2 separate regions of the Homo sapiens genome follow, and region 1 is linked to region 2. Evidence: read pairs that join two places in POLR2A ChIA-PET (ENCODE). Cell type or tissue: GM12878. All regions are shown on one strand. Links, peaks and the distances in the headings refer to the core of each region. The heading gives the core; the rest is flanking DNA. Region 1 overlaps LOC105374313 (a long non-coding RNA gene). Region 2 has its middle 26 kb from the start of COMMD2.

The links. ChIA-PET counts read pairs that join two places held together with the same protein. Peaks named below come from ENCODE experiments on the same cell type or tissue, not always from the same donor. Only the 100,000 strongest peaks of a DNase experiment are listed, where the experiment ranks them.
Region 1: POLR2A ChIA-PET joins it to region 2 with 6 read pairs; 2 of 35 experiments call an interaction of 5 or more read pairs at or near these places.

What each region holds. Positions count from the first base shown.
Region 1 is chr3:150,109,100-150,116,062 of GRCh38, reverse strand. All of the region lies in intron 1 of LOC105374313 (a long non-coding RNA gene), which reads right to left. Among named protein-coding and RNA genes, the nearest start is that of LINC01998, 31 kb to the right of the region's middle. In GM12878, for the core only: no CTCF peak of the experiment used is centred there; a DNase peak (open chromatin) is centred at 972; H3K4me3 peaks cover 920 bases; H3K27ac peaks cover 862 bases.
Region 2 is chr3:149,723,145-149,730,107 of GRCh38, reverse strand. It overlaps a transcript of WWTR1 not described here. Among named protein-coding and RNA genes, the nearest start is that of COMMD2, 26 kb to the left of the region's middle. In GM12878, for the core only: no CTCF peak of the experiment used is centred there; a DNase peak (open chromatin) is centred at 2,957.

The DNA of each region.
Region 1 (6,963 bases), core at 729-5,728, 390 kb before region 2:
CTATCACATTGAGGGATGGGGTTTCAACATATGAATTTGGAGGACACAAATATTTATGTCTCTGAGGCATTACAGTATGGTCATTAAGAAGACAGGCTCTGGAGCCAGACTAAATCCTGGTTCTGCCACTCACCAGCCATGTGACCTTGGGCCAATTACTTAGCCTTTGTGTGCTCCAGTCTCCTCATATATAAAATGGGATAGGAACAGTACTATCTCATAAGGTTGTTATGAGGCTACGTTAGTTAACACATAATACATCTATAGAGTATGTCTCAGACATACAAAGAGCTCAATAAATGTTATCATCATCATTCCCTTCTGGATCCAGGTATGCCTCAAATTAATCTCTTCCCAAAATACTCAACCTGCAGGTAACCCAGCAGCTTTCTTTCTCTCCCAGCCTTTGGTAGAAATTCCGAGTTTAAAAACTAAACAAAGCTGTATTTATTACACAAACAATATTACAGTAATGGGGATTTATAAAGGACATGGCTGAAATTCCTGGGGGTGGGAGAACGAGGGAGGGATTTTAGAAGTTCACTACAGCCACCCCAGTTTGGAGGGTGCTCTACCCCAGTAGCGTTCTGTACTTGCAATGTTGCTATTTTCCATTTTCTAAAGCTTTATTTAACCATTGTAATTTGTGGCTTTCTCCAAGACTAAGTATAGAGCAAAACATAATAATGCAAACTGGCTCATGCTGAGCTGAAATGAGTAGTGTTCTCTCACCAAATCCTCTTGTGAGCTTTAATAACTTCTTTAATTTCTCTGTTATTTTCCAATATTGTATACCTATTCCAGAAGTACTCATTTTGTCTTTCCTAAACCAACTTTCCTCTGCTGGGAAAATGACCAAATTATTCCACTCCTGTCCTCCTGCCACACCTCTAGTTTTTGGTTTTTCAGCTCCCATTCTGGGGTTTACAACCAATTTAGCAGTTGTTGATCATGGCGAGAGTGTATAATTGAGTCAGTACTGGAGATGAAATGACTCATCAGAACAGTTCATGAGAGGGAAATGATTTTCAGGACAAGGGGAGAGAGAATGAGTGAGATTATACATACACATTGTACTTGCTTGTGGGTAATAGAGTGGACTCCAATGTAGAGTAAACTCGGGTCATTTTCTTTGATCTTCTGACACACTATTCCTTTTTAAAAAAATTAAAGATTAGCCTCTAACAGAAGGCAAGGAAGTTTCTTGTCTAGATTGAGTTGTGGAGACTGTATTTAGAATATAAGCTCTTAGAAATAGCAAAATACTAACGCAGAGTATGTCATGGGAACTCAGAAAATGTGAATTAAAATCTAGAGACAGAAAGAAAGAACCATGCTTAAAAAAGATAGTGGGTTGGTCAGTGATTTCTTACGGCTGCTCTCACAGATTACATGCAGTAGCCGTGTCCTTTTCTGTATTTAGATTTTCCTACCAAAAGGGGACTATGTGGACATTTCAGAGTCCCAGTATAAGAAGGGTGAGTAACTTGAGCTGAAGTTTAGGATGAAAGGAGCAGGAGAAATCTGGCTCCTTGCTGGGATGCACGGGGCTCTGGAGTACCTTCCAGGAGAGTCTGAGATGCCCCCCTACCCACATTCCTTCCAGACCTAATTGCTTACATTTCCTTGAGCACTCTGTGTGCTTCAGCTCCTCTGTGCCTGAAGCATCTCTCCTTTGCACTCACTGCACCCACCCAAACCCAATTCAAATAATGCCAAGTCTTCTCCAGCTAGAATTAATCCCCTCCTCCTCTGCATTCTCTTGGCCTGTCTTATCCTGCTCAGTTCTAATGATGCTCCTGAAAGCAGGCCCTGAGTAAAGGATTTGGGTATGAGAATTTATTCAGGAGGAGATCCCAGGAAACACTGTGAGGGAGTAGGAAGTGAGACCAAGAATGGAGAAAAAGCCAAAAAAAGAGTGCTTTAATGAGCAGATTACTGCTATGAGCAAAGAGGGCTCAGCACCATTGGGAATGCTCTGAGTCTGAGTGGAACATGCTCAGTGTCCTACTGAAGAGCAAGGAACTGCCACCTTCATCGGTGGTGAGTTGTTCTGGAGACTAAGTCTCTGGCACTTACAATCCACCTATAAGGCACTGAGCTGCTCTAAAGCTAAAGAATGCCTTCAGGTCAAAAAATGCTAGAAGTTATAGCCTCTAGGGGACTTCCCACCTGTGAAGGGAAGGGGGTGGTCAAGGGGATAGGAACTTGACAAGGACATCCTGCTATAATGATTGCCTTTGAAGGCAGAGAACAAACTTTACTCATCTTTATATATCCAAAGTATCCAACCTGCAGCCTTATCCCAAGTAGGTGCTTAATAACTTAGTGAGGTTGGTTCACACTTAACACATCTGATGAAGCAATGATACATTCAACATGTGTATATCGAAACGCCTATTATGTGCCAGAGAGTTATCAAACAAGCCTTGTCTCTGTCCTTCAGAAGCTGACAGTCTCACAGGAAAGACAGGCAATCAGCAAATAATTACAATGCAGGGGGACAGGTATATTGACTGATATGTCAATGTATGTTTCACCCCTTGATACTACCACTATGGTACAAAACCTATCATTTAATTTTCAGCAGATTAGATTTTTATTTTCAGGGAAAGGGGAGTTTATTTCTCCTATAGAGGATAGGGACAGGGTATGATATTGATGACATTGTTTTTGGTATGATTTCTGGGTTAATGAACATGGATTTGAAATAGCCTACTATTGACTGGAAGCCTTACTGATAACATAAACAGTTGATTAACATGTATTTTGTATGTGGTATATATTATATACTGTATTCTTACAAATAAGCTAGAGAAAATAAAATGTTACTAAGAATACCATAAGATAGAGAAAACACATTTAATATACATTTACAGTACATTATTGTACTGTATTTATTAATACCATAAGTTTATGTTATCTGTTTATAAGATGAATTATCTGTCTGAAGCAGTGGGCAAACACAGCGGCAGACCTCAATCTTATATCAAGCAATTCAACTGTTTTGTAATGTCATGACCTCTCTGTGCTTCTTGGGGATACTTCCAGTATCACTAGTGGCACTTTGTATGGGTCCCATGGTATTATTCAAGATTTACGGTATGCACTCAACAAAATGAAAAATATGTGAGAACCACAAAAGATCACTTTTTTACTGTGATACACAATTTACTGGAGAGGTAAACTGCTCACGTAGAGATGATTAGCATCACATGATGTTTTAAGTGGACACACGCAGCACTTGTGCTCACCATGACAGCAACAGGGAATGGCATTGAAATTATTACAGTAGTATAGGATGTGCTACAATTAATTGTATGTAGTTATAATTTAATACTGTATCTTTTCATTTGCTTACATTTCTCTTGACTAAAAATGACACCGTGTACAGTCTATGTAAGTTTTGATAAATTTTAATTTTTTATAATATATGTATATTTTATAGTAATACATGACAAAATATACTAGTATCTACATATATTTTATGCATTCATACCATGCCTAACTTTTTCTTAATTTTAAAAATATTTCTAGGCTACATAATTCATCTGCAAGTTTCTTCAAATTGTTGCAAACCTCCAAAAAATTGTCCAATATATTTATTGGAAAAAATTTGTGTATAAGTGGACCCGTGCAGTTCAAACCCATATTGTTCAGGGATCAGCTGCCCCTTACCTACAGAGAAGCAAAAATAAGAATTATATCCAACGTTTCCTCAGAAACCCGGCACGCAAGAGTAAAATAAATTGTTGAGTGTTGAGAGAAAAAACTGCCAAACTAGAATTCTTTACCCTGAAAAATTATCATCTTTTAAAAGTGAAAGAGAAATAAAGCCTCTCTCAGAGAAACAAAAACTAAGGGAATCTGTTGTCAGCAGACATGTCTTGCAAGAAATGTTAAAAATAAGTTCTTCGGAGAGAAGGAAAATAATATAAGTCAGAAACTTGGACCTACGTGAAGAAAAGAAGAACTTCAGAGAAGAATTAAGTGAAAGGAAAACAAACATTTTATTTTCTTATTCTTTTTTTCTTCTTCTTCCTTTTTTTTTTTTTTTTTTTTTTTTTTGAGATGGAGTCTCGCTCTGTCGCCAGGCTGGAGTGCCCTGGTGCGATCTCGGCTCACTGCAACCTCCGCCTCCTGGATTCAAGCGATTCTCCCGCCTCAGCCTCTTGAGTAGCTGAGACTACAGGCGTTCGCCACCATGCTCAGCTAATCTGTTTTTGTATTTTTAGTAGAGACAGGGTTTCACCATGTTGGCCAGGATGGTCTCCATCTTTTGACCTCGTGTTCCGCCTGCCTCGGCCTCCCAAATGCTGGGATTACAGGCGTGAGCCAACTTGTCCAGCCTATTTTTCTTATTCTTAATTGATCTAACAGTCAGTTCAAAATAATAACAGCAACAATGTGTTCAACTATATGCCAATATATAAGTAAAATGACAGCAGTGGGTCGGGCGCGGTGGCTCACGCCTGTAATCCCAGCACTTTGGGAAGCCGAGGCGGGCGGATCACGAGGTCAGGAGATCGAGACCATCCTGGCTAACATGGTGAAACCCCATTTCTACTAAAAATACAAAAAATTAGCCGGGTGTGGTGGTGGGCACCTGTACTCCCAGCTACTCGGGAAGCTGAGGCAGGAGAATGGCATGAACCCGGGAGGCTGAGCTTGCAGTGAGCTGAGATTGCACCACTGCACTCCAGCCTGGGCTACAGAGCAAGATTCCATCTCAAAAAAAAAAAAAAAAAAAAAAGACAGCCGTGATACAAGATGCGGGAGGGAGGAATTACAAGTATTTTGTTATTATAAGAGATTAAAATTCAAAAATTAGCCAGGCATGGTGATGCATGCCTGCAGTCCCAGGTACTTGGGAGGCTGAGGCAGGAGGATTGATTGAGCCTGGGAGGTTGGTGGAGGTTATAGTGAGCCATGGTTGCACCACTGAACTCCAGCCTGGGTGACAGAACGAGACCCTTTCTCAAAAACAAACAAAAATAGTTATTCACACTATCCATGAATTGGTACAATGTTATCTGATAAAAGTATAATGTATATGCTAAGAAGGGGCAAATAGAATTATATAAAATGCTCAATTAAAGCCATAAGAGGTAGAAAAGAGAGGAAGATAAAAATAGAAACAAAGAACAAGAGAAATTAATAGAAAATGGTAATAAATATGGTAGATATAATCACTTTAAATGTCAATGGTCTACCTACACTAATTAAAAGACAAAGATCCTCAGAGTGGATAGAAAAAAGGACCCAACTTCATGTTGCCTATAAGAAACCCACTTAAAATATAAAGAAACATGTAGATTAGAAGTAAATAGAGAAAGATAAACCAGGCTAACACTAATCAAAAGAAGGAGGAGTTGCTATATTAACTTCAGAAGGAGCAGGCTTCAGAGCAACGAAAGATATTAGGGATAAAAAGGGGCACTGCATAATGATAAAAGGATCAATACATCACAAAGACATAACGATCTTTAATGTGTATGTGTCTAACAACCAAATGTCAAATACCTGAGGCAAAAACTGGTAGAAATGCAAGAGAAATAGATGAGTCTGCTATTGTAGTTGGAAACCTTAACACCTATCTATCAGAAGTGGACAAATCCAGCAGGCAGAAAATTAGTAAGGGTATAGTTGAACTCAACATCACCATCAATCAACGGGATATAATTGACATCTATAGACTACAGTCATGCGTCACGTAACAATGGGAATATGTTCTGAGAAACGCATCGTCAGGCAATTTCATCATTGTGCAAACATCATAGAGTATACTTATGCAAACATAGATGGTACAGCCTACTATGCCCCTATGTTATAATGGTGTAGCCTATTGCTCCTGGGCTACAAATCCATAGAGCATATTACTGTACAGAACACTGTAGGCAACTGTAAGACAATGATAAGTATTTGTGTGTCTAAACATACCTAAACATAGAAAAGTAATGTGTTATGCTATGATATTACAACATCACTAAGTGATAGGAATTTTTCAGCTCCATTATAATCTGATGGGACCACTGTCATACATGTGGTCCTTTGTTGACTGAAACGTCATTATGAGGGGAATGACAGTACTTCTGTGGAACATAAAACACACCCTAACAAATTTAAAAAATGAGAAATCATACAACTTCTACTCTCAGATCACAATGGAATTAAACTAAAATGAATAACAGAAAGATGTCTGAAATCCAATGTACTTGGAGATTAAACAACATACTTCCAAATAATATATGGGTCAAAGAAGAAATCTTAAGAGAAATTTTAAAACATTTTGAACTAAATGAAAATTAAAATAAAACATCAAAATGTGTAATATGCAGCAAAAGCAGTGCTTAAAAGAAAATTTATTGAATTGGACACATATATTAGAAAATAAGAAATATATAATAAAGGACTGTTATATGAAATATACGAAGAACTCTTCAAACTCAACAATAGAAAAATAACAACCTTATTAAAAAGTGGATAAAAACCTGAACAGACCCCTAATCAAAGAAGATAGATATATATGTAAATAGTCTGTTCCATATATATATGGAAAGTGAACATATATAAAGATGTTCATCATATTTCATAAGAGAGTTACAAATTAAAACAAGTATTAGAATGGCCAAAATACAAAACACTGACAACTCCAAATGCTGGTAAGGATGTGGAACAACAGGACAACATTTATTGCTGGTAGGAATGCAAATATTGGAAGACAGTTTGGCAGTTTCTTACAAAACTACACATATTCTTACCTAAAGATCCAACAATCACACTCCTCAGTGTTTATCCAACGGAATTGGCAACTCCACACAAAAACCAGCACATGGATGTTTATAGCAGCTTTGTTCGTAATTGCCAAAAATTGGAAATAACCAAAATGTTTTTAGTAGGTGAATGGATATAAACTGTGGTATATCCTTATCAAGAAATATTATTCAGAGCTAAATAAGTTAT
Region 2 (6,963 bases), core at 690-5,689:
GTACAAATAACTGTCAAGTCCAGAGGTAGTATTGGTTCAGGCAAACATGATCCAGTGGCCTAGAGATGGCCCCAATGCCCCAGTATCTCTCTGCTTCGCTTTCCTGTCTTCGTTTTCTTTCTCCTAATTTAGACTCTTCTTGTGGCCATAGGTGGCTACTAAAGGCACCAGGAAAATGAGCCCGTCTTTGTCATTAACATCATAAGAAAAGTCTTTCAGATTCACTTTGATTGGACTGGTTTAGGTTACCAACCAATTGCTGCATTTAAGAGGTTGGAATATAGTAGGAGTAGAGTCCTCTTCCCAGGAAACACAGCAATCCCCAAATGAAAGTGGGATCTTTTAGAAAGGAAGAAGGGAGATAAATCAATGCTGAGACTATCAATGTCTGCTTTACCCATACAGTGGTTTTGGCTGGCTGCAGAATTTGGTCACAAAACTGTAGCACTACTTTATAGTACATAGTACAGTACTATAAAGTACATACTTTATAAGTAACCCAGATTTCTACATCAATTCCCACAGTTAATGACTACTAAAAAACTAAGCATGATTAGATTAATCATAACACTGTTTAGTGAGAAGAACTTGAGAACGGAAAATTGATTTGGATCCTGCAAACTTAAGTTGCCCCACGTATGGCTTTTGTTTAGTGCCTCAGTAAACAATGTTTTCTTGCTTCATTTTGAAAAATGAAAAATCTTAGATTCTCCAGAGAGAGTTTGATTTGTAGATTCCCACCCTGCCCCCTGCCCCCAGCTGAGTCACCAGCCAGGAACATTTTGTTAAGGTTTATTTTTTACAATTTTTGTTATGAACGCAAGAGTTTTAAATTTCCCCCCCAAATATTGTTGAATTATAACATTGGATATGCCTTTTCTAATTATATATGCTAAAAGAAAAATACCACACACACACACACACACACACACACACACACACTCCCCTAAAATCCCCTTCCAGGCTGGGTGCGGTGGCTCACACCTGTAATTCCAGCATTTTGGGAGGCTGAGGTGGGCAGATCACGAGGTCAGGGGTTCGAGACGAGCCTGACCAACATGGTGAAACCCCATCTCTACTAAAAACACAAAAATTAGCCAGGTGTGCTGGTGTGGCATGCGCCTGTAGTCCCAGCTACTCAGGAGGCTGAGGCAGGAGAATCTCTTTTTTTTTTTTTTTTTTTTTTTTTTTTGAGACGGAGTCTCGCTCTGTCGCCCAGGCGGGACTGCGGACTGCAGTGGCGCAATCTCGGCTCACTGCAAGCTCCGCTTCCCGGGTTCACGCCATTCTCCTGCCTCAGCCTCCCGAGTAGCTGGGACTACAGGCGCCCGCCACCGCGCCCGGCTAATTTTTTGTATTTTTAGTAGAGACGGGGTTTCACCTTGTTAGCCAGGATGGTCTCGATCTCCTGACCTCATGATCCACCCGCCTTGGCCTCCCAAAGTGCTGGGATTACAGGCGTGAGCCACCGCGCCCGGCCCAGGAGAATCTCTTAAACCTGGAAGGCAGAGGTTGCAGTGAGCCAAGATCGCGCCACTGCACTCCAGCCTGGGCGACAGAGCAAGACTCTGTTTCAAAAAAAAAAAAAGTCCCCTTCCTTCTGCCTATCCCCCAGAGAAGGGCAACCCTCCCTAGTTGAAAACTCACTGTTGTAGAACTGGCTGTCACCAACTACCCTTCTGGTTATAATTTGGCTTCTTAAGTTTCCCATAGACAGAAAATGTGCTAACCAGCAAACTTGGATTTGAGGCTTGCTACGTTATGTTTCCCATTGCAAGTTAATTAATTGGCATTCATCAGCCCTTAGAGTCCCATTGTGTCTGTGTGTGCTAACATTTAAGTTTCTGAGTTAATAAAGCTGAGTACCACATTCCAGAACAAAGCCCCTTCCATAAATCTCACTAGAACCAGAGGTGCTATCCCGTCCTGGTGACCAACCAGTTATTCTCCAAGCCACCCTCACCAGACTCCTTTTCCTCCAATTGTACTAGTAAAATCATTTTTAAAAAAGAAAAAAGAGGCATAAAATAGCATAGGCAGAATTTAATTTACCATCTAGAAATGCAAGATGGCACACATCTGTAGAAACATTGAAAGGAGAACAAGACCTTTAGGTTGCCGTAATCCCAGGGCTGATTATGAGAAGTTCCCTTGAAGCGAGTGCTTGTGAGGAAGAACTCAGTAGCTAGAATGTGAACTTTGAGTAAATATTGGCCCTAAAAATCTCAGTTATCACATGTGGAGGAAGGAAAGAAGCTTGTTACAAGAGTAGAGACTAAATTCACCCACAGGGCTGCAAGTTCCTTTATTCCAGAAAACCACAAAGAGGAATCTTTTAGTGATGCAAACATCAAGGATAAAGCCTTTTTATTTTTTTAGACAGGGTCATGCTGTGTTGCCCAGGCTAGAGTACAGTGGTGTGATCATATCTCACTGTAGCCTCAAACTCATGGCTCAAGTGATCCTCCCACCACAGCCTCCCGAGAAGCTAGGACTACAGGCATGTGCCACCATGCCTGGCTAATTTTTTAACTTTTTGTAGAGATGAGGGCTTGCTATGCTGCCCAGGCTGCTGTCGAACTCCTGGTCTCAAGTGATCCCCCCACCTGGGCCTTCCAAAGCACTGGGATTACAGGCATGAGCTACTGTGCCCAGCCAAAGAGTAAAGCCTTTGCAGAGATGTTGTTTTGTTTTTAACTGTAGAATATCTCAAACTTATACAAAAATACATAGAATAATATAATGAACTCTCAGGTACACGTCACTTAGTTTCAATGATAATCAACTAGTGTCAAATATTGTTGCCTCAAAATCCCCACCCACTTTGCTCTGTGCCCCACTTCTATGTAATTATGAGTCAAATCTCAGGCATCATTTCTGAGATGGAGCTGGTTTAGTTGAAGAGCAATCTTATTCTGACTGGTAATATGAAAATGGTCACTGTGGTAAAAGACTTGCATTTTTTCAGATTACAGTTCCCTTGTGGTTAGGCTGCACTATCCCAGTACAATTTCACTTGTTCTTAGGTGCATGTGATATCTGCTGTTAATTAAGGGATTGTTTATAGGAGAATAAGAGCAAGTCTGAAGACCCCAGGAAAGGTGTGCAGGCCAGATTATCACCTTAAACTTTAGAGAGCTGGCCTGGATTTGGCTGGATATGACCCATACTGGGCCATGGGAGGCCCTTACAACCACAGAATAAGGAGACCTTTATTCTAAAACTGAAGAACCCAGAAGTGCATGCCATGGCATGCAAATACCGTTACATCAGAGTAATCCTTTTGCTACTCAAGAGGCTGAAGCAGGAGCAATGCTTGAACCCAAGAGTTCAAGATTGTTGTGATCTATGATCAGGCCTGAGAAAAGCCACTGCACTCTAGCCTGGGCAACATAGAAAGACTCCTGTCTCAAAAAAATTTATTTTAATACAAAAAACCTGAAGAACCCTGGCCGGGCACAGTTGCTTACGCCTCTAATCCCAGCACTTTGGGAGGCTGAGGCAGGAGGATCACCTGAGGTCAGGAGTTCGAGACCAGCCTGACCAACATGGAAAAACCCCATCTCTACTAAAAATACAATGTTAGCTGGGCTTGGTGGCACATACCTATAATTCCAGCTACTCGGGAGGCTGAGACAGGAGAATCGCTTGAACCTGAGAGGCGGAGGTTGCAGTGAGCTGAGATCACACCATTGCACTCCAGCCTGGGCAACCAGAGTGAAACTCCATCTCAAAAAAAAAAAAAAAAGAAAAACAGGCTCAGGTGCCACCTGTAAGAGGAAGGAGAACTGGACCCTGCCATGGGAGTTAGGCAGAGAGGGTTCAGGATCAGGCCTGAACCTTCTGATATGCTGAGAAGCCAGTCCTGAGGTTGCAGGAGGTTATTTGCTTGGAGGCTCGCCCCTGGGAGCTAACCATCATGATCCTGTGGGAAAGTTAAATGTTCTCAAGGAGTCCTAAAGTTACTTGTGAGGGAAACCTAGTAAAAGTCTAGACTTCCTGTTGCACCATAGGTAGGATGAAAGTAAAAGAAATCTACTGTCATGATAATTTCCAAGCCCCTTTGAGTCCTGAGCTAATAAATAAATGTAATAAATACATATTAACATTATATATATACTTTTGATGTGGGTAGCCAGTTTCTAGAAGGATACATAAGAAATTCTTAATAGGGTTTCCTCTGAGATGGGGCCAGGGAGGGTGGCCAAGATTTTTACTTTTTACTTTGTACTCTTCTATACATTAAAAAAAGTTTATTTATTATTTATATAATACAAATAAATAAGATACAAATGTGTGTACATATAATGTGTCAGCATATCCCAACTGAGCCGAAAAGTTTATGCCACATTAGGAATTAAATGGTAGAGAAAAATAGCATTTTAAAAATATTACCCCACAGTGGTTTACGTGTAAAGTTCCTTCAAAATTTTCCTTCTGAAATTTTCCTGTTTTTTTTTAAAGACTAAATATATCTTTCTTGCTGAGCTATAAGCTATAAAACAATTTTAGTATTCTCCCAGGCCTCCACCATTACTAACAATATTAATTCCTTGCATATAGCATTAGACCAGGGTTCTCATCCCTGGCTTGCACACCCAGAGCCTGGCCTGCACACCTAGAGCCTGGACCCAAAGTAAGTAAACCTGAATTGGGCTCACCTGAGCCTGTCTTTTTTCTCAACTTTAAAAGCTTCACAGGTGACTGTGATGTAGAGCCAGAGCTGAGGTTCAGCATTAGAAGAACTGGGGAGAATGTTGCAGGGAACAGTGCTAGAGTACTCAACCAACCTTCTATGCTAGTTGATGGGTCCATCCCAGAGATTTTCCGTGAATGAGCAAGTAGCAGAGCAAAACCTAAATTGAACCCTGTCAAGGAATCACGAACACCTTTGTAGTTTAAAATATACTTGTTAAAGGATGTTTTAAATTAATTGTTCACTTCATTCCAATTTGTCTTTTGACTCCCTTAGTACTTTTCTTCCTTGCATTTCATGTAAATCCAATGCTGTGTGAGTAAAGAGAAGAGAGGAGAAAGAAGAAAATGTGCTGAAGCAGGTATTTTTAGAGTGGGTTTTCAGAATATTTTGGAGTTAGCATTAATTCATTTCAAAGGAGCAGAAAAATATTCAGAGGTAGCATGAGGTTAGTATGAAAAATGTTGGCAGGACCTCTGATTCTGTTGCTGACTCTCCAGGATTTGGAACAGGCATGTTTCCTTCATGTGGAATTGGAATTAATTGGACAATTAATTCAAAATGCCTTCATGAAAAGAACAAAAACAAATAAAATTGCCCTTCATGTCTGATTGCCTCAACAGAACAACAAAAAAGTGATGGAACTGGATGCTCTCCCAGTCTTACATTTCTATGTAAATGTGAAAGAGAAACATGGCTACAAGGACCAGGTATGGCCTAGGAAATGGGAGAATCTACCTTTTAGAAGGGGTTCTTAACATAGGGTCTTTGGAAGGTTTCAAGGTGTCAATGAACCTTCTGAAATCACATATAAAATGGTGTGTGCACCTTTTTTTCTAGGGTTATGGTCCATGGCTTTCATCAGATTCTCAAACCATTGGAAAGGATTAAAAACTGCCTTTTTTTTTTTTTAAGGAGTCTGGGGGGTAGGGTGGACGGTATAAAAATTATTCAAGTTAGGAATATTAAAAAGAGAGCCTGTTAATTTAGTCAAATATTAGGGGGGATCACATTGATTCTTGGAGCTGGAGAGAAGGCAGAAAATCACATCATTTGAAGCCACGAATTGTCAGGAAAGAGATGGGCAAGAAATTACAGGCTGAAATTCAGGTGAAGGAGCAGGTAGTTGGTAATTGTTGAAGCTGTGTGATGAGTGCACAGGGATTCATTATATCATTCTCTTTACTTTTGTTTAGGTTTGAAATTTTTCACTATAAAAAGTTTTTGAAAATAAGGAGCCCCAGAGAGAATTCCTAGAAGATGGCAGAGGAGGAAAAAGAGGAACCTATCTTCCCACCTAGATAATAATTTTACCAGTAGAATCTGTCTAATGTAAGTATTTTGGAACTGTGGAGTCTGTTGAAGGCTTATAACTTCCAGGGCTTGAGCAATAATTGTGGTTAATTTTCATCAATTTCAGCTGTAATCACAGTAGCAGCTAACCACCCTTCAGCCACATGTCAGGCAGCTGTGCACATGCTCCTGGAGCAACCTGTACACAGCCTGTGGGAGCTAGGGTAGCTGAAAAGGACCCTGGCCTCCAAATATTTAGGATCTATGCTCTCATTGCTGATTGCTGCTTCTCATCACAAAGGTGCAAAGAAGCAGCAGGTTTTGTTGTTGCACTTTACCCCATTGTTGCGAGTCCCTCCATCTCTGGATGAAATGACTCTCAGGGAATATAAAGGGCAAACACCTTTTTCCCTTCCTACATTTTCCCCCTTTTAGGAACTAGATATTGAAGACTAGAGCATTAAAAATGAACCACATGTATGTGATTGGAGTTGGAAAATCATCATGTATACCCAGGGAAAGGCAAAGGCTCAAAAAATATATGAAAGGATCTTAACTTTATACTTCTGGCTGATCCACACCACAAAGACAGCCTACAACAACAACAACAAAAACAGAAAACCAGCAAACCAGCTGGGTGAGGTGGCTCACACCTGTAATCCCTGCACTTTGGGAGGCTGAGGCAGGCAGATCACCTGAGGTCGGGAGTTTAAGACCAGCCTGACCAACACGGAGAAACCCCGTCTCTACTAAAAATACAAAATTATTCAGGTGTGGTGGCACATGCCTGTAATCCCAGCTACCTGGGAGGCTGAGGCAGGAGAATCACTTGAACCTGGGAGGCAGAGGTTGTGGTGAGCCGAGATCGTGCCATTGAACTCCAGCCTGGGCAACAGGAGCAAAACTCTGTCTCAAAAAAAAAAAAAAAAAAAAGAAAAGAAAAGAAAACCAGCAAACCAAAAGAAAGGACACTG